2 separate regions of the Homo sapiens genome follow, and region 1 is linked to region 2. The links are chromatin loops, found by intact Hi-C in ENCODE. Cell type or tissue: A673. All regions are shown on one strand. Each heading gives the region's core, and the rest is flanking DNA. Links, peaks and the distances in the headings are about the cores only. Region 1 holds the start of CD33 (CD33 molecule). Region 2 overlaps SIGLEC7 (sialic acid binding Ig like lectin 7).

The links. Hi-C counts contacts between places; a loop is a spot of excess contacts. Peaks named below come from ENCODE experiments on the same cell type or tissue, not always from the same donor. Only the 100,000 strongest peaks of a DNase experiment are listed, where the experiment ranks them.
Region 1: it touches region 2 in a loop (7-fold over the local background); 2 of 110 quality-filtered maps call a loop at or near these places.

Annotation. Positions count from the first base shown.
Region 1 is chr19:51,215,997-51,231,589 of GRCh38, reverse strand. It overlaps CD33 (CD33 molecule), which reads right to left and starts at 6,510. Exons shown (of 7, transcript NM_001772.4): 1 at 6,435-6,510; 2 at 5,992-6,372; 3 at 5,509-5,787; 4 at 5,234-5,281. The coding sequence starts at 6,471. The region is part of intron 2 of LOC107985327 (a long non-coding RNA gene); the gene reads left to right. In A673, for the core only: no CTCF peak of the experiment used is centred there; no DNase peak of the experiment used is centred there; H3K27me3 peaks cover 4,264 bases.
Region 2 is chr19:51,148,647-51,164,239 of GRCh38, reverse strand. SIGLEC7 (sialic acid binding Ig like lectin 7) reads right to left here. Exons shown (of 7, transcript NM_014385.4): 7 at 10,714-11,177. The coding sequence ends at 10,995. It overlaps LOC101928517 (a long non-coding RNA gene), which reads left to right. Exons shown (of 5, transcript NR_110732.1): 3 at 7,767-7,894; 4 at 9,942-9,996; 5 at 10,284-11,317. Among named protein-coding and RNA genes, the nearest start is that of SIGLEC7, 14 kb to the right of the region's middle. RefSeq lists a silencer at 6,497-6,695. In A673, for the core only: a CTCF peak has its summit at 5,331 (motif pointing left); a DNase peak (open chromatin) is centred at 5,619.

The sequences.
Region 1 (15,593 bases), core at 4,522-12,521, 67 kb before region 2:
AAAAAGAAACAATAAGAGGGGAAGTAAGGAACCAGGAATATATAAAACAATCAGAAAACAATCAATGAAATGAAAATAACCTATTAATAATAATGTGTATGTAAATGGATTAAATTGTCCCATTTAAAATATATGGACTGCCTGAATGAATGAAAAGAAAATCTAGACTCAGCTTGTTGGGGTGATCAGATCCAACACTAGGCCGTGGGGGCCACGAAGTCCAGCGGAGTCAAAGGAATGAGACAAGACAAGTTAATAGTACATAAAGTGAGTCCAGGGGGCCGACGCTAGTATGGAGGCTGTGAAGGCCCCGAGCTCTGGGAGCCCACACTATTTATTGGTAATCAAACAAAGAAGCAGGTGGTGAGGACGTGCAGAAGTGGGGATAGACAAGTGAGAACGTGAGGACTTTGGGGTAGAAAGGTAGCGGTGCATCAAGCATAGCTGTGACGGTTTAGCATATGCTCTGCTACTTGAAATAATGGAGAACAAGTTCTTTTCACTCAAGATACAATCAATTTATGATCCTGGGAGAGCAAGGAGCAAGGGGCCAGCAAGTCTGGACACATTCCAGAGGCTATGAGGGGTTTTATGCCCAGAGCCCTGGATTCTTTCCAAGCCACGAGGGGTTTTATGCCCTGGGCTTAGATTGCAGTGTGGCAGGGCAGCCTTCCACCCTTAGGCACAGAGCTTGGTGTTCCATAGGCCACGAGGGGTTTGAGACCCTGGACCCAGGACATGTTCCAAGACTCTTTTACATTATGTCAGACAAGCAAGCCCTGCCTCAGCCCTTCTACCAACACAGCTATATACTGCTTACAAGAAACTTATCTCACCTAGAAGACACACATAGACTGAAAAGGAAGAGATGGAAAAAGATATTCTACCCAAGTGGAAATGAAAGGAAGCAGGAATAGCTATACTTATCTCAGACAAAACGGACTACAAGTCAAAAGCTGTAAAGAGACAAAGAAGGACATTATATTATTATAAAGGGGTCAGTTCAGCACTATAATATAACAACTGTAAATACATATGCACACAACACCAGAGCACCCAGATATGTAAAGCAAATATTATTAGATATAAAGGGAGAGATAGACTCCAATACAATAATAGTTGAGGACTTCAACGCCCCACTCTCAGCATTGAACAAATCATCTAGACAAGATTAACAAATAAACGTTGGATTTAAACTGCACCATATACCAAATGAACCTAAGATATTTACAGAACATTTCAACCGACAGCTGCAGAATACACATGGTTTCATCAGCATGTGCAACATTCCCAAGGATCGACCATATGTTAGAACACAAAACAAGTGCCAAAAATTTTTAAAAACCAAAATGTATCAAGTATCTTATTTGACTACAATTGAATAAAACTAAAAATCAATACCAAGGGAAACATGCAAACTATACAAATACACAGAAATGAAACAAAATGATTCTAAATGACCAATAGTGAAGGAAGAAATTAAGAATGATATTTAAAAATTTCTCAAAATAAATAAAAATAGAAATAAAATATACCAAAACCTATGGGACACAGCAAAAACAGTTTTAAGAGACAACTTGAGAGAAATAAATGCCTACATCAAACAATTAGACAAATTTCAAGTAAACCATTTAACTGTGCATTTCAAGAAACTAGAAAGCAAGAACAAACCAAATCCAAAATCAGCACAATGAAAGAAATCATAAAGATCAGAGCAGAAATAAATGAAATTAAAAAAAAATCAATGAACAAGTTCGCTTTTTGGAAAAATAAATAAAATTGACAATCATTAGCTAAACTAAGAAAGAGACAGAAGACATAAAAATTAATAAAATCATAAATAAAAAAGAAGATGTCACAATGGTTACCACAGAAATACACAGGATCTTAGACACTACTATGAACAATATGCCAACAAATTTGAAAGTCTAGAAGAAATGGATAAGTTCCTGGACACATATAATCTACCGAGATTGAATCAAGAAGGTATAGAAAACTTCAGCAGACAAACAACAAGTAATGAGATTGAATGAATAATAAAAGGCCCCCCAACAAAGAAAATTCCAGGGCTGGATGGCTTCAGTGCTGAACTTTACTGAACCTTTAAAGAAAAAAAAATTATGCCAACTCTTCTCAAACTATTCCAAAAAATTGAAGTGGAGGCAACTCTTCCTAACTCATTCTACAAGGCCAGCATAACCATGACACCAAAATCAGAAAGGAGACAATAAAAAAAGAAAACTAGAGGCCAATATCCCTGATGAACATAGATGCAAAAATATTCAACAAAATAGTAGCAAATCAAATCCAACAATACATCAAAAAGATAACATACCATGATAAAGTGGGATTAATCCCAGAAAGGCAAGAATGATTCAACATATGCAAATCAATAAATGTTATACATATGTCAACAGAATGAAGGACATAAACCGTATGATCACCTAAATAGTTGCAGAATAAAAAGCATGTGTTAAAATTCAATATTGTTTCATGATAGAAACTCTCAATAAATTAGGTATAGAAGGAAAGTACCTCAACACAAAAAAGGCCATATATGACAAACCCATGGCTAACATCATACTGAATGGAGAAAAGCTGAAATCTTTTCCTCTAGGAACTGGATGTCCACTGTTATGACTCTTATTTTACATAGTACTGAAAGTCCTAGCCAGAGCAATTAGGCAAGAGAAAGAAATAAAAACCATCCAAACTGGAAAGGCGGAAGTCAAATTGTCTCTGCAAATAACATACAAAAACCTAAAGACTTGGCCAGGCGTGGTGGCTCATGCCTGTAATTCCAGCACTTTAGGAGGCCAAAGTGGGCAGATTGCTTGAGGCCAGGAGATCAAGACCAGCTTGGCCAACATGGTGAAATTCCATCTCAAAAACAAAACAAAACAAAACAAAACAAAACAAAAACCTAAAGACTCTAACAATAAAACTCTCAGAACTGATAAATGAATTTAGTAAATTTGCAGGATGCAAAATCAATATACAAAAATCAGTAGCATTTCTACACACAATGAATTAGCTGAAAATAAATCAGGAAGGCAATCACATTTACAATAGCTATAAGAGAATGAAGTATACCTAGGAATAAATTTAACCAAGGAGGTGACAAGCCTTAATAAGAAAAACTACAAAACACTGAGGAAATAAACTGAAGAGGATACAAACAAATGGAAAGACATTCCTTACTCATCAGATGAATTAATATTGCTAAAATGATTATACTACCCAAAGAAATCTACAGATTCAAACCTGGCTCTATCAAAATATCAATGTAATTCTTCACAGAATTAGAGGAAACAATCTTAAAATTCATATGGAACTAAAAATAGCCTGAATGGTCAAAGCAATCCCAAGCAAAAAAGAACAAAGCTGGAGGTATCACACTACAAGATTTCAAAATTTCAAAACTAGAAAATTTCAAAATTTCAAAAATTTAAAGATTTCAAAACTACAAAGCTGTAGTAACCAAAACAGCATGATATTGGCATAAAAGCAGATACATACACCAATAATACATAATAGAGAACACCGAAATTAATCCACGATCTACAGCCAACTGAATTTTGACAAATGCATGAAGAACACTCATTGAGGAAAGAGCAGTTTCTTTAATAAATGATGCTGGGAAAACTGGTGCCATATGCAGAAGAATGACATTAGACTCACACCTCTCGTCCTATACAAAAATCAATTCAAAATGGATCAAAGACCTGAATATAAGACACAAAATTTAAAAAATACTAGAAAAAAACATAGGGGAAATGCTTTAGGACATTGGTCTGGAAAAATATTTTATGAGTAAGACCTCACTAGCACAAGCAACAAAAGCAAAAGTAAATAAATGAGATGATATCAAGCTAAAAAGCTTCTATGCAGAAAGGAAACAACCAACAGAGTGAAAAGGCAACCTACAGAATAGGAGAAAATATTTGTCAGCTATTCATCTGACAAGTGATTCATATCCAGAACATACGAGGAACTCATACATCTCAATGGCAAAGAAACCCAATCTCATTTAAAAATGGGCAAATTATCTGAGTAGACATTTCTCAAGAAAAGATATACAGATGGCCAACAAGTGTATATGAAAAATGCTCAACGTCACCAATCACCAGGGAAATGCAAATCAAAACCACAATGAGGTAACATCACCCCAGTTGGGAGGACTATGATAAAAAAAAGATGAAAATTAACAAATGATGGTGAGGATGTAGAGAAGAGGGAACTCTTATATACTTTTGACCAGAATGTAAACTAGTATAACCACTATGGAGAAGAGTATGGAAGTTTCTCAAAAAACTACAAATAGAACTACCATATGATCCAGCAACCCCACTACTGGGCATTTATAGAAAGGAAAGGAAATCAGTATATTGAAGAAACGTCTGCACCTCAATGTTTATTGCAGCATTATCCACAATAGGAAGATATGAAATAAACCTAAGTGTCCAACAACAGATGAATAAATAAAGGAAATGTGGCGTATATACACAATGGATTATCATTCAGCCATAAAAAATAATGAAATCTTGTTATTCACTATAACATAGATTGAACTAGAGGACATTATGTTAAATGAAATAAGCTAGGAACAGAAAGTTGAATACCACATGTTCTCACTCATAAGTGGAAGCTACAAGAAGTTGATTTCATAGAAGTAAAAAGTAGAACAGAGAATAATAAGGGCTGGGAAGGTTAGGGGAACAATGATAAGGAGAGAGATTTGTTAAAGGATACTAGATTACACCTGGAAAGGAAGAATAAGTTCTGGTGTTCTATACCACTGTAGGATGACTATGCTTAACAATAATAGATAGCTTCAAATAGCTAGAAAGGGGATATTGAATGTTCCCAACAACAATGAAATAATAAATGTTCAAGATGATGGATATGCTATTACCCTGATCTGATTACTATACATTATTAGTATGGAAACATCACTATGCCATCCATAAATATGTACTATTATTACATATCAATTAAAAATAAAATACCCCAAGACATTCAGAGACAGGAGGGAGACAAAGAGCATTATTTGGATGGGCAAGGGGGAAGTTGCTAGTCATCCCCAAATATCCTTTTCCAAGGTGCCTGATGTCTACCCGTGTCTAACTGCAGGCCTTGCCTCTGAACATTTGACTCTGAAAGTCCAGATCTGACCAAACCTGACACAGACTCAATGTCAGTAACAGCCCCAGGCGGGGAGGCTCCTTCCTACCTGAGCCATCTCCTGGAAAGATACCAGTTGTTGGGTTCTGTGGAACATCTAGGAGAGGAAGAGAGGATTTCCTTCAGTTGGGGGTAGAGATGAGATAAGGGTAGGCATTTCCCCTTACTCCTGCCAGAAACCACAGAAATGCAGAAGGGACAGGGCTCATGTCCTTCTGGCTCCCGAACTCAGCCAGGCCTCCAGGACACTAAATGTCCCCAGCACCAGCCCATCCTGTCTCCCCTACACCCTCAGGGACCCCAGCATCCTGGCCCAGCACTTACAGGTGACGTTGAGCTGGATGGTTCTCTCCGTAGTCACACCAGCTCCAGCGAACTTCACCTGACAGGTCAGGTTGGTGCCGTGGTCCTGGGGCCGTGGGGTGATTATGAGCACCGAGGAGTGAGTAGTCCTGGGGCCCAGGGAGGTGGGGGCAGCTGACAACCAGGAGAAGATCGGGGGTGTTCCCTGCTCACAGGCCCAGGACACAGAGCAGGTCAGGTTTTTGGAGTGGCCGGGTTCTAGAGTGCCAGGGATGAGGATTTTGGGCCTGTGGGTCAAGTCTAGTGAGGAGAAAGAGGGGATGCAGAATCAGGAGGGAGGGTCCAGGTGAGGGCCTGAGAGAAGATCAACCTCTGGTCAAGCTCCCCCGCTAAGCACGACAGGCTTTACCCCTAAACCCCTCCCAGTACCAGGGTCCCATCCCAGCCCTGCCCTGCAGTACCCATGAACTTCCCTTGCGGCCACTTCTGAAGCCTGTGCCTCACCTGTCACATGCACAGAGAGCTGGGGAGATTTGTAACTGTATTTGGTACTTCCTCTCTCCATCCGAAAGAAGTATGAACCATTATCCCTCCTCCTGGCGTCTACGATGCTCAGGGAGCAGTTGTTCCTACTGGGATCCCCAAGGAGGCGGAATCTGCCCTGAGTCTCCTCCTGTACTTCTTGATCTAGCTTGTTTGTGGCCACTGGAGAGTCCCTGGATATAATGGCTCCTTCCCGGAACCAGTAACCATGAACTGGGGAGTTCTTGTCGTAGTAGGGTATGGGATGGAAGAAAGTGCAGGGCACGAGGACGCACAAACCCTCCTGTACCGTCACTGACTCCTGCACTTGCAGCCAGAAATTTGGATCCATAGCCAGGGCCCCTGTGGGGAAACGAGGGTCAGCTCGGCCCAGCCCGACAACCCCTCTCCCCACAGCCACTCACCTGCCCACAGCAGGGGCAGCAGTAGCAGCAGCGGCATGTCTGAGGAAGCAGCTTCCAGGGCTTCCTGTGTGAGCAGAAAAGAGGAAGGGAGTGGAGGGGAAGGACTACAGGGCCGGACAGGAAGCTGGGGAGGAGCAGGAGACCTCAGCCCTGCATGGAAGAGGAACCTCAGACCCACACATGCTCAGAGCTTGTCCCCTCCACACAGATTGACCCTCATGGGCCAGAGATGCCAGAGACCCGCCCAGAGATGGGAGGAGATGGAGCAGAATCTGAGTCTTGCCTTCCAGGAGCACCAGAGCCTGGATCAGTACCTTCAGGGCCATCTGAGACATGCGAACCCCATGTCTAAAGTCCTTCCACTCTGAGGTGCTTTTCTGTGCACAACTGTTTACACCAGGGCTGATCACTGCTGGCCTGGCCCGAGTCGCAGCCTCACCTAGATCCATGGGGTGTTTAGTCCAGCAGGATATAGGATTCTATAGGGTCCGTGTGAGTGTCTGGGGCAGAGAAACAAAGAAGAGTCCTAGGTAAAGTGAAGGTGGCAGCCATTCATTTATTCATTCATTCACTAAAGATATAGTGAGTGACAGAGCAGGAGCACCGTCATCTCGGAGAAACACTGCCTCTTTAAGTTCCAATTTCCTTTCTAGCCTCATGCATTTCAAGGAAATCACTTCTCTGCTAACTACAAGCAACCAGAAAGAGCAGACAGTGAAACACAGATAAGACAGCTCGGGCACAGAGGGAGGTAGGGGGAGAGTCTCTTGAGTTACTGCCAAACTTCACCCTCATACAATGGCCCTAGTAAAACAGTGGGCCTTAATAAGCAAATTCCTTTCCCTTCAGGTGCACTAAGATAGGGAAGCTAAAAGCAGACTCAGTGGGTATGCCTGTAGCTGCAGAAAGATGTATGGGTACAGACACACACCTCTCTCTCCCAGATAAGCACAACAAAGAGACTCAGAAGCAGTCCAAGTCTCTGATAAACTCTCCCACCCTAAATCCTTAAAAACTCTTAGTCTGTAAGAGAGTGTGCCTCTGACTTAACTCGGCCAGAAACTCCTCTCAGGTTTGTTTTCTCTAAAATCTGTCTTGACTGGTGAGCCACCATTCGTGTTTCTTTCCTCTTTCTTTAATTCTTACAGTGAGCCTTTGTGTATAGGTGGGGCTTGAGAAGAGATGCCACTGACCTGATTCCTGCCCTTAAGATACTCCCCATCCATAGCCTCATGTCCTCACCACACACACACATGCTGTCTGGCTTTAGAGCTGTGAAAAGTTGGGAATTTGCCATGTATCATGGTAGCATATTGGAAATTTTAAAAGAAATATGACTATAGAATTTTCCCCTGGCACCTAGTACACTGATTTGCACAGTGTCAATGACATCTCCAAAACAAGAACCATGCAGCATCTTCCTGTGAAACAAAAGGGAGAACACATGTTCTATGAACCAGTGCAGAAAAAACTTCTTTTCCATTCATGCTGCCATTTGGTTCAGTGTGGGCAGAAGCAAGTTTTTTTAGAGGCTCATCATATGGATCAACATTTTCTTTCATGTAAAAATCTGCTTCTCACAGTTAAATATGGCCCAAAGACATAATATTTCCAGACAACATGAGTGGAGTGTACAGAGAAAATTAAACTTTAGGTCCAGCTACATGGTTTTCCATATCACTCTGTGTAGTATGCATCCAGCAAACCGTTGATCCCTGGGACATATTAGTACTTGCCACCATACCTTTGTCAAATCTCTACACACAATAGTATCTAGATAACTCTTCATTCATCCTTACTAATAGAGAGGTAGCTGCATCCTCATTTGATATACAACAAATTAAGTCTCCAGTAAATAATATCTGTTGTAAGTTATTTAAATATTTAGCATGTGGCACGTAATAGAAAATTCAATACATTTAGTGCTTTTTTTTTTAAGACAGGGTCTTGCTTTGTTGCCCAGGCTGGAGTGCACCGGCCTGACCACAGTTCACTGCAGCCTTGACCTCCCAGACTCAAGTGACTCTCCCACGTCATCCTCTCTAGTAGCTGGGATCACAGGCTCATACTACCAGGCCGGAGTAACTTTTTGTTTTTATGTTTAGGAGAGATGGGGTCTTGCTATGTTCCCCCAGGCTGATCTTGAACTCCTGGGTTCAAGCAATCCTCCCACCTCGACCTCCAAAGTGCTTTGACTATGGGCATGAGGCACTGTGCCCAGCCACATTTAGTTTTAACAATAAAGTCATACTATGTTCATGGACCAGAAGATCAAATATGAATATGTGAGTCTTACTGTGTTTCTTTAATGAATTTAATTAGGTATAATTTACATGAAATAAAGCACACCTACTTGAAGTTCACATTTGCATGAGATTTGACGAGTATGTACAGCCTGTATACTCACCACACTGCAGATATACAGCATTTCTAGTATGCCAAGGGCTTTTCTTCCCACCTTCTATGCTGGGCAACCACTGATATGTCCTCTTTCATTGTGAGTTAGTCTATTTGAAAATCTCCTAGAGATGTGTTAATTTGTGTCTGTATCCTATGACCCAGCATAATATTTTTTGAAACTGAACCACGTTGTTTGTGTCTGTATTTCAAAATGTGATATTGTTAAGTAGTATTCCATTTATGTGTATACTATAATGTTTTATTTCTCACCTATTGATAGACAAGGATTTTCCAGTTTTCTCCCTACAGGTATTCAGGTACAAGTCTTTTTACATACATGGTTTTATACTAATTGGTATACACAGGAAGATAAATAGTCAGACTAATGACTACTTGTAAGTTTAACCTTAGTAGGAATTGCCAAACTGTTGTCCAAAATGGTTTTGACTTTTTACCACTCCTCCTAGCCATGTGCCAGAATTCCAGTAGCTCCACACCCTTGTCGACGTATGATACTGTCCTGCTTTATATTTGAACAATTCTAGTGAGAGCATAGTGGCATCCAGTGTTTTAAATTTTTTAATTTATTTAAAGTTAGATACAGTTGAATTAACTCTTTATCATATGCAATTTTGATATGGTTTGAGAGTTGTATATAATTATATACCCACAACCACTGTGAAGACACTGAAGAGTGTCATTAACCAAACGTTCCTTCCTCCTGTCTCTGGGTAGTCAACCCTCCCTCCACACTTAGTCCATGAAAAAATGCTGATATGTTTTCCATCCCTACTGTATTGCCTTTTCACAGAATGTCGTATAAATGGAATCATACAAAATGTTGCCTCCAAAGTCTGGCTTCATTTACTTGGTGCAGTGCCTCTGAGGTTCAATCATGTGGTTGAGTGTATGAATCTATAGTTTGTTCCCTTTAATTGCTGACTCGTAACTCACTGTTTTTATGGACCCCCCATTTTGTATGCATTTACCATTTGAGGAGCATTCAGATTGTTTTCAGGTTTGGGTGACTATGAAATAATGTTGTTATAAATATTGGCATGCAGGTTTCTGTGTGTAACTGTAAGTTTTTATTGCTCTTGGGTAAATACTTAGGAGTCAGGTGCCTGGTCCTATGGTAAGTGTTCAGTTTAAATTTATAAGAAATTGTCAAACTGTTCTCCAAAGTTGATGTGCCATTTTGTATTCCCACCAGGAGTTATGTGTGAATTCTGATTGTTTCACATCCTTGTTAACATTTGATATTATCAGAATATTTAAACATTTCTTTTTATTTTTGTTTTGTTTTCTAGTTATGTTCTCAGGTATGTAATGCTACCTAAGAATGCTTATTCTCCTGATTTATAATTACCTAAGGACAAATGATCTTTAGTATGTTTTCATGAGCCTGTTTGCCATCTGTTTTTCTTTTCTGGTGAGGTGGCTGATAAAACCTTTGGCTACCTTTTTAAAATATTGTGTTAGTTCATTCTTGGCTTGCTATAGAGGAATATCTGAGACTGAGTAATTTATGAAGAAAACAGATATATTTTGGCTCACAGTTCTGCAGGCTGTGCAAGAAATGTGGTGCTGGCATTTGCTTCTGGTGAGGGCCTTGAGTACTATATTTTTTTGAGAAATGTGATTCACACCCTCTGTCCATTTTTAAGTGTTGTTTATTTTTTGTTATTGTTGAGTGGCTGCTTTTTCATTTACACAAAATTGGGCCTTTTGTTGTTGTTGTTGCTGTTGTGGTTTACTTATGTTTTTGTTTTGAGAGTCCTTGATATATTCTGGATACAAGTCATTCATCAGATACCTATATTCAGGTGTTATCACCCTGTAACTTATCTTTTGGCTGTCTTATCAGTGTCTTTTATGGTATAATAGACCCCATTCCCATAAATACGCGTTACATGAGTTGGCCCACTAGTGTGTCAGGACGGAAAGAACAGAGAAAGTAATAGAAAGAGAAGGCAAGGTCTGGAGGGCAGATGGGGGCCTCCTAGGGGGCAGAAGATCACACAGCGGCTCAGTAATCTGAATAATGACCCCCAAAGAAAACTGGGTCTTAGTTTCTTGAGCCTGTATTGTTACTTTATAGGTATTCTTACAACTTTAATTAAATTAATGATCTTGACCAGTGGAAATCCTGGATTATGCAGTCAACCCTTACATCTAATCACAAGAGTCCTACAAGAGTCCTGATAAGAGAAAAGCAGAGGGAGATGTGATATACACAGAAGGAGGCGAGGCCATGTGGCCCCAGAGACAGAAGTAGGAGCAGTCCAGCCAAAATTCAAGGAATGACACCAGCCACAATAATGTGGAAGAAGCGAGGTATGGATCCTCTCAAGTCTCTGGAGTGTTGTAGTCCAACCAACACCTTCATTTCTGCCTGGCCTTACTGATTTCAAATTTCTAGCCTCCAGAACTGTGAGAGAATAATATCTTTTGTTTCAAAACATGGAGAGGAACTTTTCCTGGAGGAAATGCATAAATTCCTAGAACCATAAGATTCTGCCAAGATTGAATCAGGAAGAAATAGAAATGCTGAACAGACCAATAACAAGTAGTGAGATTGAACCAGCAATAGAAAAAAATCTCTCAACAAATAGAAGTCCAGGACCAGATGGTTTCACAGTCAAATTCTACCAAATGTACAAAGAATAACTCTCCCAAAATATTCAGGAGGAGGGAATCCTCTCTGACTCATTCTATGAAGCCAGTATGACCGTGATATCAAAACCTAGCAAGGACACAATGAGAAAAGTAAATTACAGTCCAATATCCCTGATGAACATAGACGCAAAAATCCTCAACAAAATACTAGCAAACCAAATTCAACAGCACATCAAAAAGATAATTCGTCACGATCAAGTAGGCTTTATTCCAGGGATGCAAGGATGTTTCCGTACATGCAAATCAATAAATGTGATTCATCACATTGACAGAATTAAAAGCAAAAACCATATAATCATCCCACTAGACAAAGAAAAAGCTTTTGATAAAATCCAACATCTCTTCATGGTAAAAACCCTCAACAAACTAGACATTAAAGGAACATATCTCAAAATAATAAGAGCCATCTATGACAAACCCACAGCCAACATCATACTGAAAGGGTAAAAACTGAAAGCATTCCCCCTAAGAACTGGAACAAGACAAGGATGATCACTCTCTTCATTGCTATTCAACCTGATACTGAAAGTCCTATCTAGAGCAATTAATCAGGCAAGAGAAAGAAACAAAAGGCGCCCACATTGGAAAAGAGGAAGTCAAATTATCTCTGTTTGCTGATGATAGGATCTTAAATCTAGAAAACTCTAAGGACTCCTTCAAAAGACTCCTAGATTTAATAAATTAATTCAGTAAAATTTCAGGATACAAAATCAATGTACAAAAATCAGTAGCACTTCTATACACCAACAGTAATCTAACAGAAGAAAAATCAAGAAGTCAATCTCATTTTCAATTGCAACAGAAAAATACCTAGGAATATATTTAACCAAGGAGGTGAAAGATCAGTACAAGGCAAACCACAAAATACTGATGAAATAAGTTGTAGATGACACAGATGAATGGAAAAATGGAGCATCCCGTGCTCATGGATCAGAAGAATCAATACCTTGAAAATGACCGTACTGCCCAAAGCAATCTACAGATTCAATGCAATTCCTATCAAAATACCAATGTCATATTTCACATAATTTGAAAAAAAATTCTAAAATTCATATAGAAACAAAAAGAACCCAAATTACCAAAGCAGTCCTAAGCAAAAAGAACAAAGCTAGAGACATCACATTACCTGACTTCAAATTATGCCACAAGGCTATAGTAAACAAAAAAGCATGGTACTGGTATAAAAATAGACACACAGATTAATGAAACAGAATAGAGAACCCAGAAATAAAGCCATATACTTACAGCTACCTGACTTTTGACAAAGTCGACAAAAACATACACTGGGGACAGGACACCTTATTAATTAAACGGTGCTGGGAGAATTGGATAGCCATGTGCAGAATAATGCAATGGACCCCTATCTCTCACCATACACAAACATTAACTCAAGATGGGTTAAAAACTTAGATGTAAGACCTGAAACTATAGAAATACTGAAGAAAACCTAGGAAAATCTTTTCTGGACATTGGCGTAGGCAAAGAATTCACAACTAAGATCTCAAAGCAAATCCAACAAAACAAAAAATAGATAAACAGGATGTAATTAAACTAAAAAGCTTCTGCATAGCATAAAAAATAATCAACAGAGTGAACAGACAACCTACAGAATGGAAGAAAATATTTGCAAACTGTGAATCTGATAAGAGACTAATATCCAGAATGTACAAGAAACTGAAGCAGCTTAATAATAAAAAACAAAAAATCCCATTAAATAGTGGGCAAAAGACATGAATAGGCAGTTTTCAAAAGAAGACATACAAGTGGCCAAGAAGCATGTGAAACAGGTTCAACATCACTAATCATCAGATAAATGCAAATTAAAACCGCAGTGAGAAATCATCTTCCACCAGATAGAATGGCTATTTTTAAAAAGTCAAGAAATAACAGATGTTGGTGAGGATGTGGAGAACAGGAAATGCTTATACAGTGTTCATGGGAAGGTAAATTATTACAGCCTCTACGGAAAACAGAGAGATTTCTCAAATAACCAAAAATAGAACTACCATTTGATCCAATGATCCCACTACTGGGTAAAGGAAAAGAAATTATTATATCAAAAACATACCTGCACTCGTATGTTTGTAGCAGCACTATTCACAACAGCAAAGATATGGAATCAACCTAATGCTTATCCATGGATGATTGGATAAAGAAAATGGGGGTTATACAATGGAATACTACCCAGCCATGAAAAAGAATGAAATCATGTCTTTTCAAGCAACATGGTTGGAACTGAAGGTTATCTTAACTGAAATAATTCAGAAGTGGAAAGTCAAATATCATATGTTCTCATGTATAAGTGTAGTTAAATAATGTGTATACATGGGCATAGAGTGTGGAATAATAGACATTGGAGGCCAGGAGTGGTAGCTCATGCCTGTAATCTCAGCACTTTGGGAGGCCAAGATTGGTGGATGACTTGAGGTCAAGAGTTCAAGACCAGCCTGACCAACATGGTGAAACCCTGTCTCCACTAAAAATACAACAACAACAAAAATTAGCTGGGTGTGGTGGCAAGCGCCTGTAATCCTAGCTGCTCGGGAGGCTGAGGCAGGAGAATAGCTTGAACCTGGGAAGCAGAGGTTGCAGTGAGCCAAGATCACACCATCGCACTCAAGCCCGGGCAACAGAGTGACTCCGTCTCAAGAAAAAAAAAAAACAAAACAACAACAACAACAAAACAAAAACAAAAAAGACATTGGAGTTTCGAAAGAGTGAGATGTTCAGAGGAACATTCTGGCTTTATCCATGCTCTTCCCTTCCCCTCAATGACTATATCCATTAGAAAATCCTGTGAGCTTGACCTTCCAAATACATCCAAAAACACATCCTCACTCCAACCCTGCCTGTCTGGTTCAAGACCTCATTCCTCTTCCTGGAGGATCCAGCAGCGCTCTCCCAGTCTGTCTGTAGGTGCCTTGACCCGCTCAGGCCTGCTCTCGCCAGGGAGCCAAGGGATCCAGTCCAGTTGAGTCTCTCCTCTCCACAAAGGCTCTAGGTTCCTGTGTGGCCTGCAGGGCACCAGGTGGTCTGCAGTGTCCTTTCCACCGCTTGACTCCTCTGCCTCCCTCTGCTCTTAGACATGGGTTACTGGGTGTGTTTGCAACACCCAGGCCTACTGCTGCCTCTGAGCAATGCATTTGCTCTTCCCCCTTTTCCTTCTTCCTGGGATGCTTTTGCTTATATACACACAGAGCCTGCTTCCTCACCACCTTCATGTGTTAGCCCAAATATAATCTCTTCCCATCATCAGGTACAGAGATGGTTCCCCAGTATATCTTATGCTTCTTTCCCTGCATGATTTTTCTCTAAACATATATTGCCATCCTATATAGTTAAATACTTTCTATTGCTTATTCCTTTTTTTATGTCCATCTTGTCTTCAGAATATCTTTTTTTTTTTTTCTGAGACAGAGTCTCGCACTGCAACCTCTGCCTCCCAGGTTCAAGCAATTCTCCTGTCTCAGCTTCCCGAGTAGCTGGGACTACAGGCACATGCCACCATGCCCACCTAATTTTTGATTTTTAGTAGAGATGGGGTTTCACCTTGTTGGTCAGGCCGGTCTCGAACTCCTGATCTCAGGTGATCCACTACCTCAGCCTCCCAAAGTGCTGGGATTACAGGTGTGAGCCACGATGCCCAGCCCAGAACATCTTCTTAATACTGAGATTTCTGATGCTATGTCTACCAGTGAACCCCTGGCACCTACAACAATGCTGGCACATAGTAGGTGTTCAGTATAGTTACCAAAGAATCTATAGATTAATGAATAAATGTCACTCCTTCCCTCAATATCATACAAGAAACACACACACACACACACACACACACACACACACACACACACACTCGGGTGACATTTAAGACTGAGCCTGAAGGACAATCAGGACCTGGACTTGGCAGGAATGGGAGGGAAGGGCATTTCAGGAAACGGAACTACACATGCAAAGTCTCAGAGTCATAGAGGGCTTGGCCCAGTGGGTGTGGGGAGACTTTGGGTGACACAGAGAAAGGAGGGATCAGGAGAGTCCAGTGGAGGATAGAACGTGCAAGGCCTTCAGTCCAGACGGTGGTGT
Region 2 (15,593 bases), core at 4,505-12,504:
GAGTCGGGTGCTTGGTCATATGTGTAAGTTCGAATTTATAAGAAATTGCCAAACTGTTCTCCAAAGTGGGTGTACCATTTTACATTCCCACCAGCAGAATATATGAGTTCTGGTTGCTCTACGTTTTCATTAACATTTGGTATTATCCGGATTTAAAAAAAAATTTCTTTGGGTTTTGTTTTGTAGCCATTCTAATAGGTATGTACTGCTACCTCATTCTGGTTCTAATCTGTGATTTCGTAGCAGCAAATGGTGTTGAGAATGCTTTCATGTGATTATTTGCCATCAGTTTTTCTTATTTGGCGAGGAGGCTGATCAAATATTTAGTGCTTTTTAAAATTTGTGTTAAAATATACATTAAAAAATTACAATTTTAACCATTTTTCAGTGCACAGGTAAGTGGCACTAAGTACATTCACACTCTTATGCAATTATTAATCATTGATCTCCAGAAATTTCTTCATCTTGCCAAATTGAAACTCTATACCAACTAAATGATAACTTCCTATCCCATCCTGCCCCCAACCCATGGCAACCAACTTTCTACTTTCTTTGTCTATGAATTTGAGCACCTCTGGGAGATTGTGGGTAAGAACTGAGAAAAATTCTTCTTCTCCAGATCCATTTCTCTGTTCCTTTTTGTGTTTCTGCAACATGACCTCAGTTCTCTCAGGAAGCCCCAAAACCTGTGAAACTAACCTGTGCTTGCAGCTCTGCTTGCTGCCAGAAACAAAGGCTGGGAGCCAGCAACAGGAACCAGCCAGGGGATGAGTTCAGCCCAGACGTGCTGCCTGGACCTGGATTCCTGCCTCAGTGCAGGCCTTGACCTGATTTCTTGCTTCATTACCATACTAAAATCTCCACTCAGGGGCGAGAACTATGCCTTGCTAGGCACAGAAGGTGCCAAGTACAAAAGAAAACACAAGAGTGTGCACACTTCAGCCCCTCCTGAAGGAACCCACCTTTTTCCAGATCTGCCCGCCTCAGTCTCCAACTACCTGCCCTAAGGGCCCTTAAGATCCCCTTTTACCAACCCCTGGGAGAAGGTGCTTTGCACATGAACTCCCTTTCTCCATTTCTTGATCAATGAATAAAGTTTCTTCTCCGCTTTGCCGATTCTGGTCTCATTCTATTGGCGTAAGTGGCAGGGGGCAGAGAAAGGACCCACTAGGGCCAACTCACCCCTCCAAGGGTGGGTAACATTTGCAGCAAAACTCCTCAAGAGGTTGTTTGTCGTCACTCTTCCTACCTTCCTTTCTTCGGTTATTTTCCAAACGAGCTTCCAATCAAGTCCCCCACCCTTTCACACATGTTCATCAAAGCTGCCATTGCCAGTTATCTCAGACGTAAACAAAATCAACTCAATATGGATTAAAGATGGAAATGTAAGGCCTGAAACTGTAAAACTCCTTGAAGAAAACAGGAGAAAAAGCTTCTTGACATTATCTGGGCTCAGATTTTTTTAGATACTGTAAACTAAAAATAAAATCCTAAGCCCTGTAATCAACTGAACAGACCCCCTCTTGGCCAAGGGGACCCCAGAAAAATCTTAAAAACTGAGTTGCTGCTACAATGGGACGAGAGGTCAGACACACCTCATTATAGCCCCTTCCTTTTGCAGTTGAGATGCAGCAACTGATTAACCTTAATATGGAAATGGAGATCATAAGACTGGCAGAACAGACTCTGTGGCAATGAGATACCAAATCATATACAAAACCTAAGGCCATGCCAGGCAGGGGTTAAATTACACACCCCCACACTTAGAGAATAAACTATGTTCTAACTGCCACAATATGTTTATTTTTCTCTGGTAGCTAAGCAAGCACTGGTCTCAATATAAGTAATATTAAAACAATATACAGCTCACCAGCAGACACTGACCCCACACCCTTGTGACTGGACAAAAGACTGATTTCAGTAACTTTCTCTTGATAAGAACATGGAGCATGGACTGGTTATGGCAGGTTTTACAGAGGCTGCGCGCTTGAGGGCTGCTGTGTCCTCCAAAGACCTTTTGACATATAGGGCCTAATTGTAATACGTTTACATGGTAAGTCTCTACCCTAAGGTGAACATGGATTACATGTAACATGCGTGTTTGTTCAATATGCTTGGGTCAAAACCCTTTCATGAATATTCAAAGCTCCTTCTGTAACCTGTTGAATATGTATACTTGGCCAGCCCATTCAGCTTAAATTCCTGTCTTTCTCCTCCCTCCCTTAAAGTGCTTGTCTCTGAGCCTCTTCTGCAGGCTCTGCTTCCCAGCCTGTCTGGATGGCCACCTTGCAGGCTGTAATCCTTTATAAGAAATAAAGCTCTTTCTTCCAAATTGGTAATTGTGTGATGTTTAAGTTAACACCACCAAACCACAGGCAACAAAGGCAATAATAGATAAATGGAATTTCATCAAACTAAAAAGTTGTTTTAGTTTGTTTCTGCATGGCAAAAGAAACAATCACAAAAGAGTGAACAGACTACTTATGGAAAGGGAGGAGATATTTGCAAACCACACATGTGGTAAAAGGTTAATATTCAGAATATATAAGGAACTCAAACAAGTTGAGTTCAACAGCAAGAAAACAAATAATCTGATTTGAAAAGGCATGATGGACTTGAATGGCGAGTTCCCCAAAGACACAGAAATGGTCAACAGGCAGAGAAAAAATGATCAACATCACCAGTCATCAGGGAAATGCAAATCAAAACCACAATGAGACATCACCTCATACCTGTTAGGGTGACTATTATCAAAAAGATTGAAGATAACATATGTTGTCATGAAAGCACCAATGACAAATGTGTGTCCTCCTCTCTGCCTGTCTTCACCCCTTCCTTACCTCATCTGTGGTCATCACTACTCCAGCTGTGCATTGAAACATCTTCAGCTTGGACCCCTCTCCTGAACTCCAGGCATTTGCATTCAGCTGTCTCTGTTCTGTTCCCATTTGGATGTAAGGGAGATTCTCAGAATTATCGCCCCTGAAAGCCTCCCCTCTGAAGTCCTCTATGGACACCGCTCCTTCCCTCCAGGTGCTCAGGGGAACATTCTGGCTTCATCCTTGGTCTTGCCTTCCCCTCGCTGACCACATCCATTAGAAAACTCTGTGAGCACGACCTTCCACACACATCCAAAAGCATATCCTTACGCCACCCCTGCCTCCCTGGTTCAAGCCCCTATCCCTCTTCCTGGAGGACCCAGCAAGCACCTTTCCAGTTTCTATGTGGCTGCCATGACCCACTTGGGCCTGTTCTGTCCAGGGAAGCCGAGGGGTTCTGTTAGAGTGAAAGTCCAGTCTAGTCTCTGCTCTGCCTAAAGGCTCCAGGTTCCTGTGTGGCCAGCAGGGCCCACCCAGTCTGCACCATCCTCCCCTCTGCTCCCCTCCTCTGCCTTTCTCTCCTCTCATACGTGGGCCTGTTTGTGTCCACAAATAAATGTAACCTAACTTAAATGAATGCAGACTTTTTATTTCCATCACACATATATGCCTCTTAAACAATAAGTATTATTTTCTATATTATTCATCACTTATTTGTATTTAATAATGATGTCTAATAATGAAAAAATGTTTAACATTCTGTTCTGACAATAGTTTACATTTGTGACTTTAAAGTTTTTGTATGCTTTATTTTTGGAACAGCTAGAAGAAAATAAATCATTTCAATTTTGTATTTAATGTTCCAGCTTATAGACTCTGACATATGAATCCATATCCAAGGTTATGGATGCAGGTAAACTGATCAAGTGTCTGCTGAAAAACAAGAGAATTTTTATGCCTAAAAATTTGGGGGATGTTCTCTGGGGTTCTGGTGATATTAGAGTTCTGAAATAGATATGACCTTTTTTAGAAAGTATTGGAAATTTATGTTTAAAGAAATTTATCCCAGTATTTAAAATTATTTTTAAGATTTTAAGTTTTTTTCTGAAATGTTTTAATGTAGGAGGAAGGAAAGTTAGTGCCCCATTTTAAAATAAAAGTCTTAGCTGCAGCTAGCAAAAATACAATTTATGTTTTAAGAGTGTACAAAATGAATAAACATAGTCTCTTTCATTCTTTCCTATTTGGAAGTTATTCTGATTACTCCAAGGAAGGTTTAAACTCAAAAGGAAAGGTGGGCTCTAAGGGAACCGTTGTGAGATGCACAAATGTTCCGGTATAGAGTGTGAGTTAATCAAACAAGGAATTTCTCTTAGTTATCATTGAGAATGTGAGGTGCGTAGAAAAATAACTTCTGATGAATAAGAAAGAGAACATGAATGTACATACAAAAATCCCTTTCTTGCTGGGCAAAAAGCCCATTTGAATTGTTTAGGAGGATCGGCAGCATTGAGTGGATGGGATTGTGTCTTCTCTGGAGACAGGTTTGCATGTGGAGATGACATCATCACTTATCAGGACAGATTTTTGAAGACTCACAGCCCTTGACCATTTGCTGGCTTCATGATCGCCATCTCCAAAGGGCTGTGTAGCAGCTCTCATGGCCTTTCCCACAATGTGTACATCAGGCAACCTCAAGGAACCACATAATGGAATTAATGTTCATATAAAAATCATAGTTGTAGTTGGGCACGGTGGCTCATGCCTGTAATCCCAGCACTTTGGGAGGCCAAGGCGGGCAGATCATGAGGTCAGGAGATTGAGACCATCCTGGCTAACATGGTGAAACCCCGTCTCTACTAAAAATACAAAAAAATTAGCTGGGTGTGGTGGCGGGCACCTGTAGTCCCAGCTACTCGGGAGGCTGAGGCAGAATGGTGTGAACCCAGGAGGCAGAGCTTGCAGTGAGCCGAGATCACACCACTGCACTCCAGCCTGGGCGACAAAGACTCCATCTCAAAAAAAAAAAAAACACAAAAAAACCCCATAATTGTTTCCCTCCAATATTACAGCATGTTTTTTGTTTGTTTGTTTGTTTTTCACTTTCAAAGGGAAAAAATGCATTGACTTCTGTTGTCTGGGAAATCTGAGGGGTAGACCTGGTTTTAAATGTGACTGGATTTCAGGGTCAGATGATAGAAAGGCCCATCTCGCTACTTGGTTTTGGCTCTTGTTTTTGTTTGTTGTTGCTGCTGTGGTTGTTCATTTATTCTCCCTGGTTTTTGTTCTCAGGCTCATAAAGGTAGGAGCTCTGATGTCCACTTTGCAGATAAGGACACTGAGGCACACAGAGATCAAGTAATTCTCCTTCTGAGACAGAGTCCATGGACTTCCCACTGCCCCATGACACTTGGTTATGTCTGTGCAACCAACTCAACAGTCTCTGCCATGGTTAGGGCGCCCCCTGCTGCTCACCCAGAGAGTTGCAGGGATCACTGCACCAATCTTCTCCACCCTCTTTGACCCCCAAATGCTTCCTGACACCTGACTCCCACCCATTCAGAGACTAACCTATGTCAAGATTTACAATCTCACCGAACAGGAATGATAACTACAGGAAGTAGTTATTATTTAATGTTATTAGTAATGTTATTGCTATTGTTAATGTCATTATTATTATTTCTCCATTTCACTTCCATCTTCTCTGGAAGCTGATTCGGGGCTCCTGCCTCTCACCTTTTCTATCCACTTCTTATCCCTTCCCCCAGGAGGTTGTAGACAAAGATTAGTGCTGATGCATCGTGCAACTCCATGGCTCCCCCTGGTGGTGTGATGCATTTGGGGGTGATGGGGTTTGCTCACACAGCGCTGCAAGGACGCGGGTAGGGACCTGTCAGAAATCTACCTTGTGTATAGCTCCTCAAAGATCCCAGGTTAACATTCCTTGTGATCTTCAAGCCTGAAAGACAGGAAGGAGTCACTGTTCATTAGTGTCCACTCTGGCTGTGCCAGGCAAAACTTTGCCCTGGGAGGAACTGTGACGTTTTGCTCTCTTGATAAGAAGGTACAAAGCTGAGCTCCAGAAAGAGATTAAAGGCTTTGGGGGGCTGCTCCCGAAGCTGCCTCCTGCCCCTAGGTGAGCACTGGGTGCTACCACTCCTGACTGGAGAGACAGGGTTTCAGACAAGATTCTCAAAGTCATGGGGGATCCTGGATGAGATGGGCCAGGTATAGTTCTGGGGTTTGCTTGAGAGAATGAAAGTGAGTCCCTGAAGGTCGAGGTGCCCTCCAAGCCTACACCCCCCTCCTGAGAGCAGGGTCCTCATGAGGGTCTCATTGCATGAGACAGTCAGGGTCATGCCACGGACTCTGTCTGAATGAAGCCACTTCTGCCATATTCATCCTGACTGTTCAGACCAGGCATCACTGGCCGTGCACAGTCTAGATGGAGGGAGGGACATGTTTCTGCAGGGACTTGGCACAATGCTGTGTCTAAAAGGAGTGCTCCATGTTGGTGCAGCCAAATAGAGCTGATGAGATGCTCTCTGTGGCCGTGGTTGCTGGTTTCTTCTCAGTATTCATTCCCTCTTTTTCCTTAGTAATAAGGACCTCAGACACAAGAGCCTAGCTAAGAAGGATTCCACGTTTTACGTTCTCCACTTGCTTCTGAAGTTAAGCATCACAACAGCCCTATGAAGAGGAAACATTTCATATCTTCATTTTACAGGTGTAGAAAGAGGCTTAGGGGAGGGAGGCAACTTAACTGAGATCACATGGGAAGTAAGTGGCAGTGCTTGGTTCAAACCAGGCAGTGTTGCCAGGAATCCTTTCTATCCTCAAACGACCTGCACAGCCTTTAATCCAGCAGTCCTGAGTAGTTAGGGAGCAATTCACAAGACTGCCCTCACTTCTGATGCCAGCTGCACATTGGGGAGTCCCTGACCACATTCAGTTTTGATAGTTCACTAGTAGGACTCAGAACTCACTGAAAGCTGTTATCCTCATGTGATGTCTCATTACAGCAAAAGGATACAGATTAAAGTCAGCCAAGGTGAGAAGAGCATGGGGCAGGGTCCAGGGAATTCCGAATGGGGAGTTTCCAGTTGTCCCCTCCCAGTAGAATCATAGACTGTGGTAATTCCTCCTGACATGACATGTGACAACATGCATAGAGCATTGCCAACCAGGGACACTCACCTGAGCCTTGATGTCCTGGTGTGGCTTTGTCACATAGATGTGGATAACTGTCTACATGGCTGACCTTAGTTTCAGCTGCTCCACAGATAGAGCTGATACCAGTGACCCAAAGTCCTATCGTTAGTTATATTATTAGACTATTTGGTGAAGTCCAAGGCTTTCAGGTAAACAAAGACACTCTAATCAGGTGAGACATTCCAGGGACTTAGAGGTTCCCTCCCAGTAGCTGAGAGCAAAGGCCAGGCCTCTTTTTGGCAGGGTTCAGCTCTTTGCCACACAAGTCCACCTCTGGGACTCACCACGGATCTGCAAATGGGACTAGGCCAGAGACATCCTGGGCCAGCCTGCAGCCAGGTTGGTCTGGGTTGGAATCAGCTCCAGCTCTTGAGCTCTGTGGACTTGGGAGCTGCCCTCACTACTCAGAACTGATGCACTCAAATGTGAAATAGGGACCCCAGTCCTCACTTCTCAGATTAGAAATGGTCAGTGTGCCTTTGCTGAGGTCTGCTTTTGTGTAAATAGGGGACTACTTAAAACCAATTATTTTTTAAATTGATGTTCAGTTTATTAAGTGTTCAAACCCCTTGACCCTTCAAATTCCACTCATTGATTTCTTTCTTCTTTTCTTGTAAACTTACTATAGTCACTGTCACTCTCTTTTACTGAAATTGAACAGACTGTGCTCCCTTAAACAGAGAGTTTGATTTAAAGAGTCAGTTATACATTCCATACATTCTTTTTTCTTTATAGCCCTTCAGCTGCCTACTGGGGCAAGTTCACAACCCAGCAAGATCCTCACAAATTCTCGGACAGCTCTTGGAAATCTAATCTACTGAGCTTATAAATACATCAACACTTAGATTCTTCCAGTGTTCCAGGTGTGTTCACAGAGTTTATCAAACTCTTCCACATCTTTCACCTGAAAAAAATAATCACACTTCTAAAATCACCTTTACATCTCCTTCTGGAAACACTTTAGTGGTGTGTTAGATTTCCTAATGCACAGGCTATGGCGCCCATTGTGTGGAAGCTGGGGTTGAAGCGTGAAGGATTTCTGATCTCCATACAGCTGTTTACAGGTCAGAGGCTTGGAACCAAGACCCAGGATCCAGAGGCTTCAGCTGCTCAGGGCGGTTGCCCCCAGGCCCTGAGACTGGCTCAATCCTTCTGTGTCAGTTGCAGTCATGAAGTCCTAATCCTCTCCTCCGAGCCTCATTGTTTTCCATCTATAAAATGGATCAATAGTGGAACCAATCACATGAGTTGTTCTGGGAATTCAACAAATGTGGGGACAGGCACAGAGCTTAGAACAGTGTCTGGCACACAGTAGGCCCCATGTGTTTGCTTTTACTCCAATGATTTTATTACGAGGTAAAGGGCTACCATGGGGCTGGCCCCTAGTAGGTCCCTGATCATGGCAGGTGCTCTTATTATGGTTATTGTTGTTGGCACAGCTGCCTTGCCTGGGGCAGGTCTAGGGGTCAGCTCAGGGTGCACAGTGGGGAACCTCTTGGCTGGAGGAGGACCTCATGAGGTGGTACCCAGGACCCCAAAGGGTCAGAAACACAGCCTCAGGCCTCCTTCCCTGTCTCTGCAGATGGGCCTGACTATCTGCTGCTGAGGGGCAATCCTGATGCCTTCAATGGCATCGTGACGGCTGAGATCGGCTCCCAGGTGGAAATGGAGTGTGTCTCCTATTCTTTCCCAGATCTCAAGTACTGCTGGATCCACAACAGCTCCTTCCTAAACTTCTCATATGCAAAGTTGTATCTCTTGAGTCTGGCCTGGTAGCAGATGGGCACTTACCAATGCACTGTGGAAAACCCCGTGACACAGCTGATCATGTACATGGACGTCAGGATCCAGGCCCCCCGTGAGTGCAGCAGCTCCCGTCCAGGCTCATGCTCTGCACATCTCCCTGCCTCCATGCCCTGCTAGGCAGTGCCCACCCTCAGGAGTGCCACCTCCACCCTGCCATGACATGCTCACAACCTCTGGGTGAAATCTCCCAGTCCTCTCAGGTCTGGGTCCAAAGATGCCTCCTCTATGAATCCTCTGGAGTCCTCAGATCAGAGTCAGGGTGAGTCACAGGGGGATAAGGGGGATAAGAGTGGTGGACATTAGCTGTGCACTTACCATGTGCCCACCACCATTCTAACCTGCTTGACCCTCACTGTCTCTCTATGGAGAAAGTGAATGTGATTAGCCTCACCTCCACTTTACAGGTGAGAAAACTAAGCCCCATGGAGTTTGAGTATTTTATTTAAGGCTTCAGTGCTAACCCACAGAAGAGGTGGGATTCAAGCCCGGGCAGGCCGAACCCACAGCCTGTGGCCTCAACTGTTCCCCTCAGCTCCCTCCAAGATGAGGAATTAGAAAGATGCAGGGATGGGACGGGATTTTGTCATAGCTCCATGACCATGACAAATCTCTACTCCCCACAAATTTCACCAAGCTCTTGGCTTGATTCTTGGGCCTCTAATAACAAAAGATAAACAAGCTGCTCTCCCTGCCCCCAGGGGTAATAATAACTAACCTAATTTCCAGAGTTGATGGCACGTCTTATGGCATGACATAACAGTGTGAAATAAATTATTATTATTAACTCCATCATTGTTGTTACTTACCCCTGGTAATTGCGCCAACAGTGTCAACTCCTTCCTCAGCTTCACCCGGCCTCTTTCCCCCACACAATGGCGTCTGCCTCCTGTGCCCTTGGAAATCTTTAAAAGTATGAGGATGTTGAGGACTCTCAGTGGAGAGGTGAAGACCGCAGACCATCTCCTCTACCTCCTAGGGTCCCACATGGGGAGGGCTTGGGCTTGGACTTGGCAGGAAGTTGGGCCCCTTCACCTCTCTACCCAGGACTCTCCCGTGTTTCTTATGGACCTGAGATGTGACTTCTTCCCTGATTTCTCCCCATAGGGCAAATCAGGCTGCATGTCCTCAGACCCGAGGACAAGACCAGAGGGGCAAGCAGGTGAGGAGAAGGTGATGGAGAAGGGCTGGGGTCTCCATAGGGCCTGTGAGGCTGGAAAGGGTCCAGGGTCCCTCTGGAGGGGACCAGCAAGAGAGGGACCCAGCCCAGTCACACCAAGGTCCGGAGATGGGGGCTCCTGGCGGAGGTCTGCAGACCCAACCAGGGCCCTGGGGATGAAATCATGGGCAGCATGGCCATTGGAAGCTCTATCTGCTGATCAGAGCTATGCAGGCTGGGGCAGGCCATGCGCAGAGCTGGGCTGTAATTTCAGGCGCCTCCTTTCTCAGCTCCTGTGTGTCCAGGTTCTCGGATTCCTTCACCAGAGGCCATGGAGTCAACGGAGATGCTGCAAACTTATGGCTAAGGGGTGCCCAGTCAGTGGTTGCTTCACTCAGTGCTGGGTGCCGGGTGAGAGAAGAGACCTCAGAATCAGGCAGGGATTAAATTCCAGTCCTGCCCTGAGTACCTGAGCGACCTGAACGCAGCCCCCGTGAGGCTCCCGCACCTCGATGCACCATGGAACGATCAAGTCAGCATGATTAGCACATCCATCAGCTCAAATTTTTATCTTTTTTTTTTTTTTTTGGTGACAACATTTAAACTCCTCTCTTTTAGCTATTTTGAATTATTCAGTACATTACTCTGTCATTGGAAACAACACAGATGAACTTAGAGGATGTTATGTTGAGTGAAATAAGCCAGGCACAGAGAGACAAACACGTTACAATCTCACTATATTCGGAATCTAAAGTAGTCATCCTTAGAGAAGTACAGAGGAGAATGGTGGGTACCAGAGGCCAGGGCGGGGAGTGTGGACCGATTGGATGGGGAAAGGGAGAGTTTGGTCATCAGGCATGCATTTTCAGTTAGACAAGAGGAATAAGTTCTGATGTCTTGTTGCACAGCATTGAGGGCTGCTAATTCTACTGGAATCAGCCTCAGACTCCTTTGCTGGAGGGGTCGTGAACCCTCAAACAAGCCCGAGCCTCTGCATTTTCTTACTTGGGGATCTTGATCTCTGAGTACTCATTGTTGGTGGCTTCTTGTCCTGATAGGTCCTGAGGCTCCCCCTTATGAAAGCTGAGGGGTGCATACTGGATCTCTCTTTCCTCCCCTGAGGAGTGGGCAGCCAGGCCATGGTGTCGGGGGTTATCATCTGCCCAGGACTCAGTCAGGTTACCCTGAATGGAGAGAGAGAAGAGAGTCAGAGCAGAGCAGTGGAAATAGGATAAGGCAGGGAGAGTCACAAGTTGTTTGATCGGTTGGTTGGTTCGGATATATTCCTCTGTATAGAATTAAACTTCATGAGTTCCTGCCTCTATCCCACGTTCATTTTATAGAAATCTCCTTCATTTATACTTTCCTGCAATATTTAACACTTATTGAGCAACTTGTTTGGTGTTTATTAATCTTATTAACTTCCCGCAACAACTCCATGAAGAAAGTAGCGTACCCAAACTCCCTGTTATGCCGGGACCCAATCCAGTCCCTTCCTTCTGACCCCAAAGCCTGGAGTCCTGCTGGGGCCCTCTGTGTGTGAAGCCCTGATCCGGGTGCTGGATGGACTGTGGTGGACACAGTAGGTGTTGGCCCTGACCTCCTGAAACTCACTTTTTAATTGAGGGAATTTGGCAAAAATGACTGTCAAACAAACGAATATCTATGTGTGAATTATAAGATGGGCAGGAAGAGGCTAAGTGAGAGAGAATTACAGGGCCTTGATTTGGATGGGGCACCTGCTCTTAGGAAGCTCACAGTTCGGTGGTATGGGGAGGACAACTCAGTCAAAGAAATTATATCCTCTGATAAGAAGTATAACTGCTCCCCAAAATGTCCATACCCTAATCCCCTGAAACCTGTGAATCTGTTACGTTACATTGCTAAAGGGACTTTACAGATGGAGCTAGGTTAAGGATATTGACATGGGGAGGTTATCCTGGATTATTTGGGTGGGCCCAGTGGAATGACAGGAGTCCTTACAAGTGAAAGGAGGAGGGCTTAGAGAGATTGGAAGATGCCAGGCTACTTGCCTTGCAAACAGAGGAAGGGACTTGAGCCAAGGAATGCAGGTGCCTCTAGAAGCCAGAAAGGGTGAGAAATTGCATCCTCCCCTGGAGCCTCCAGAAGGAACCAGCCCTGCCTGCCAATGCCTTGATTTTGGCCCAGTGACACCCATTTTGGGGTTGTGACCTTCAGAACTTTAATCCATGTGTGTTGTTGGAAGCCAGGAAATGCATGGTAATTTGTCACAGCAGCCACAGGAAACTAATACAGACTCACACAGCAGAGAGTGACAGAGGCTGCCTGGGAGGGTCCTCCTTCATCGCAGCCCTTCCCTGCTGCTCCCCTGTGCAGAAGATGCTCCATGGAACTGTCAGTGATTTTGCTTGCCAGATTCTCTCTTGATTACTCAAATTAATATTCACACACATACCAAGTCTAAGCACTGCTACTATCAAGGTCACTGTGACTACCACTTAAGTGGCTGAGTCTAAATGTCCACCTTGCAGTCTTCTCCTTCCTGGACTTTTCAGCAGCAGAGGACCCAGCTGCTCACCTTCCCTACACAGAAGGCCTTCTTGACTCAACTATAGGACATCATGCTTTTCTGGGTCCACCTCACCTTCTTGGCAACCTCTTTGCCAATTGCTTCAGGTCTCCCTGACCTTAAATATCAGAGCAGCCCCGGGTTCTTTTCTTCTTTACCTTTGCCTTGTGATCTTATCCACTGTGTTGGCTTCATGCCATCAATAGGCTAATGACTCCCAAATCTGTACCCCCAGCCCACTCCTTTCTCCTGACTATAGTCTTTGATCCAGTGGTATAATTCAAACCCCCGCGTTCTTGTCCAAAGACACACAAAACTCAACCTATTCAATCTGAACTCCTCCTTTTCTTTCCCAAATCCATTTCTTCTGCAATCTTCTCAGCCTCAATGATTGGCACCTCCATTCTTCCCACTGCTCAGGGCAAAAATCTGGAAGTAATTCTTGCTCCCTTTCTGTGGCTCACATTCTAATTCCAATTCATTAACAAATCCCAGTAGGTTCCACTGCAGAATTCATCTGGGAGACAGTCATGTCTACCACTGCTGCTATCTTGGTTCCAGCCAACACCACCTTCTGCCTGGGATGTTCACCAGCCTCCTGTCTACCTCCTATGCTCTCTCCTTCCCCTGCCACACACACGGTCTCTTCTGCACACAGTGGCCAGAGGAATCCCATGAAAATGAAAGTTGATCATGTTCTTCTGGTCTACAGCTATACCACCCTGAACGGACCCAATCTCGTCTGATCATGTCCTTCTGCTCAAAACTCTCCAAATGCTCACAGTAGCCTGTGCAGTCAGACACAATTCACATAGGCTCAACTCCTCCAAAGTCATTTCCTGCTCTCAGTCCTGCCTCCCTCTGTCTAATCACACAGATGTCCCATGGCTCCTCTCCTTTCCTCTTCCTGTGCCTGGGCCTTGCTTTGCTCCTCCCTCTGCCTGGAAGGCTCTTCAATCACACAATAAATGTCAGATCTGAGCCTCCTTCTGTTCCTACTGAAACTATTCCCAAATACGGAGGAAGACTGACTCTTCCCTAACTCATTCTATGAGGCCAGTATCATCCTGATACCAAAATCTGGCGAAGACACAACAAAAGAAGAAAACTTCGGGCCAATATCCTTGATGAACATTGATGCAAAAATCCTCAACAAAATACTTGCAAACTGAATCCATCAGCACATCAGAAGGTTAATCCAATATGATCAAGTCGGCTTCATGTTGGTTCAACATACACAAATCAATAAATGTGATTCACCACACAAACAGAACTAAAGACAAAAACACATGATTATCTCAATAGATGCAGAAAAGGCTTTTGATAAAATTCAGCATCGCTTCGTGTTAAAAACTCTCAGTAAACTAGGTATTAAAGGAACATATCTCAAAATAATAAGAGCTATCTATGGTGAACGCAGAGCCAACATCATATTGAATATGGAAAAGCTGAAAGCATTCCCCTTGAAAGCCAGCACAAGACAAGGATGCCCTCTCTCACCACTCCTGTTTAACGTAGTATTGGAAATTCTGGCCAGAGCAATCAGGCAAGAGAAAGAAATAAAGAGCATCCAAATAGGAAGAGAGGAATTTAAACTATCCCTCTTTGCAGATGCATGATTCTATATCTAGAAAACCTCGTAGTCCCAGCCCAAAAGCTTCTTAAATGATAAATAACTTCAGCAAAGTTTCAGGATACAAAATCAATATAGAAAAATCACTAGTATTTCTATACATCAGGAACTACCAAGCCAAGAGTCACATTAGGAACACAATCCCATTCACAATTGCCACAAAAAGAATAAAATTTTTAGAAATACAGCTAACCAGGGAGGTGAAAGAACTCTACAATGAGAATTACAAAACACTGCTCAAATAAATCAAAGGTGACACAAATGGAAAAACATACTATGCTCATGGATAAAAAGAATCAAAATCATTAAAATGGCCATACTGCCCAAAGAAATTTATACATTCAATGCTATTTCTATCAAACTACCAATGAGATTCTTCACAGAACTAGAAAAAACAATTTTAAAATTCATATGAAACCAAAAAAGTGCCCAAATAGCCAAGGCAATCCTAAGCAAAAAGAAAACCTGGAGGCATCACGTTACCCAAATTTAAACTATATTACAAGTCTACAGTAACCAAAACAGCATGGTAGTGGTACAAAAACAGACACATAGACCAATGGAACGGAATAGAGAGCCCAGAAATAAAGCCACACACCTACAACAATTTGATCTTCAACAAAGCTGACAAAAAAAAGCAATGGGGAAAGGACTCCTGATTCAATAAATGGTGCTGGGATAACTGTCTAGCCACATGCAGAAGATTGAGTGGGACTGCTTCCTTATACCACATATAAAAATCAACTCGAGATGGGTTAAAAACTTAAATGTAAAACTCAAAACTATAAAAACTCTGGAAGACAATGTAGGCAATATCGTTCTGGATAAACAGGCAAAGATTTCCTGACAAAGATGCCAAAGCAATCACAACAAAAGCAAAAATTGACAAATGGGATCTAATTAAACTTAAGAGCTCCTGCACAGCAAAATAAACCATCAACAGAGTAAACAACCGGAATGGGAGAAAATACTTGCAAACTATGCATTAGGCAAAGGTCTAATATCCAGCATCTATAAGGAACTTAAACAAATTTACAAGAGAAAAACAACCCCATTAAAAAGTGAGCAAAGGACATGAACAGACATTTTTGGCCAACAGACATATGAGAAAAAGCTCATTATCGCTGATCACTAGAGAAACGCAAATCAGAACCACAATGAAATATCATCTCACACCAGTCAGAATGGCTACTTTTAAAAAGTAAAAAAAATCACAGAGGCTGGCAAGGCTGCAGAGAAAAGGGAACACTTATACTGTCGGCAGGAGTGTAAATTAGTTCAACCACTGTGGAAAGCAGTATGGTAATTTCCTGAAGAGCTAAAAGCAGAACTATCATTTGACATAGCAATCACATTACTGGTTTTATACTCAGAGTAATAAAAATCATTCTACCATAAAGACACATACAAGCAAAT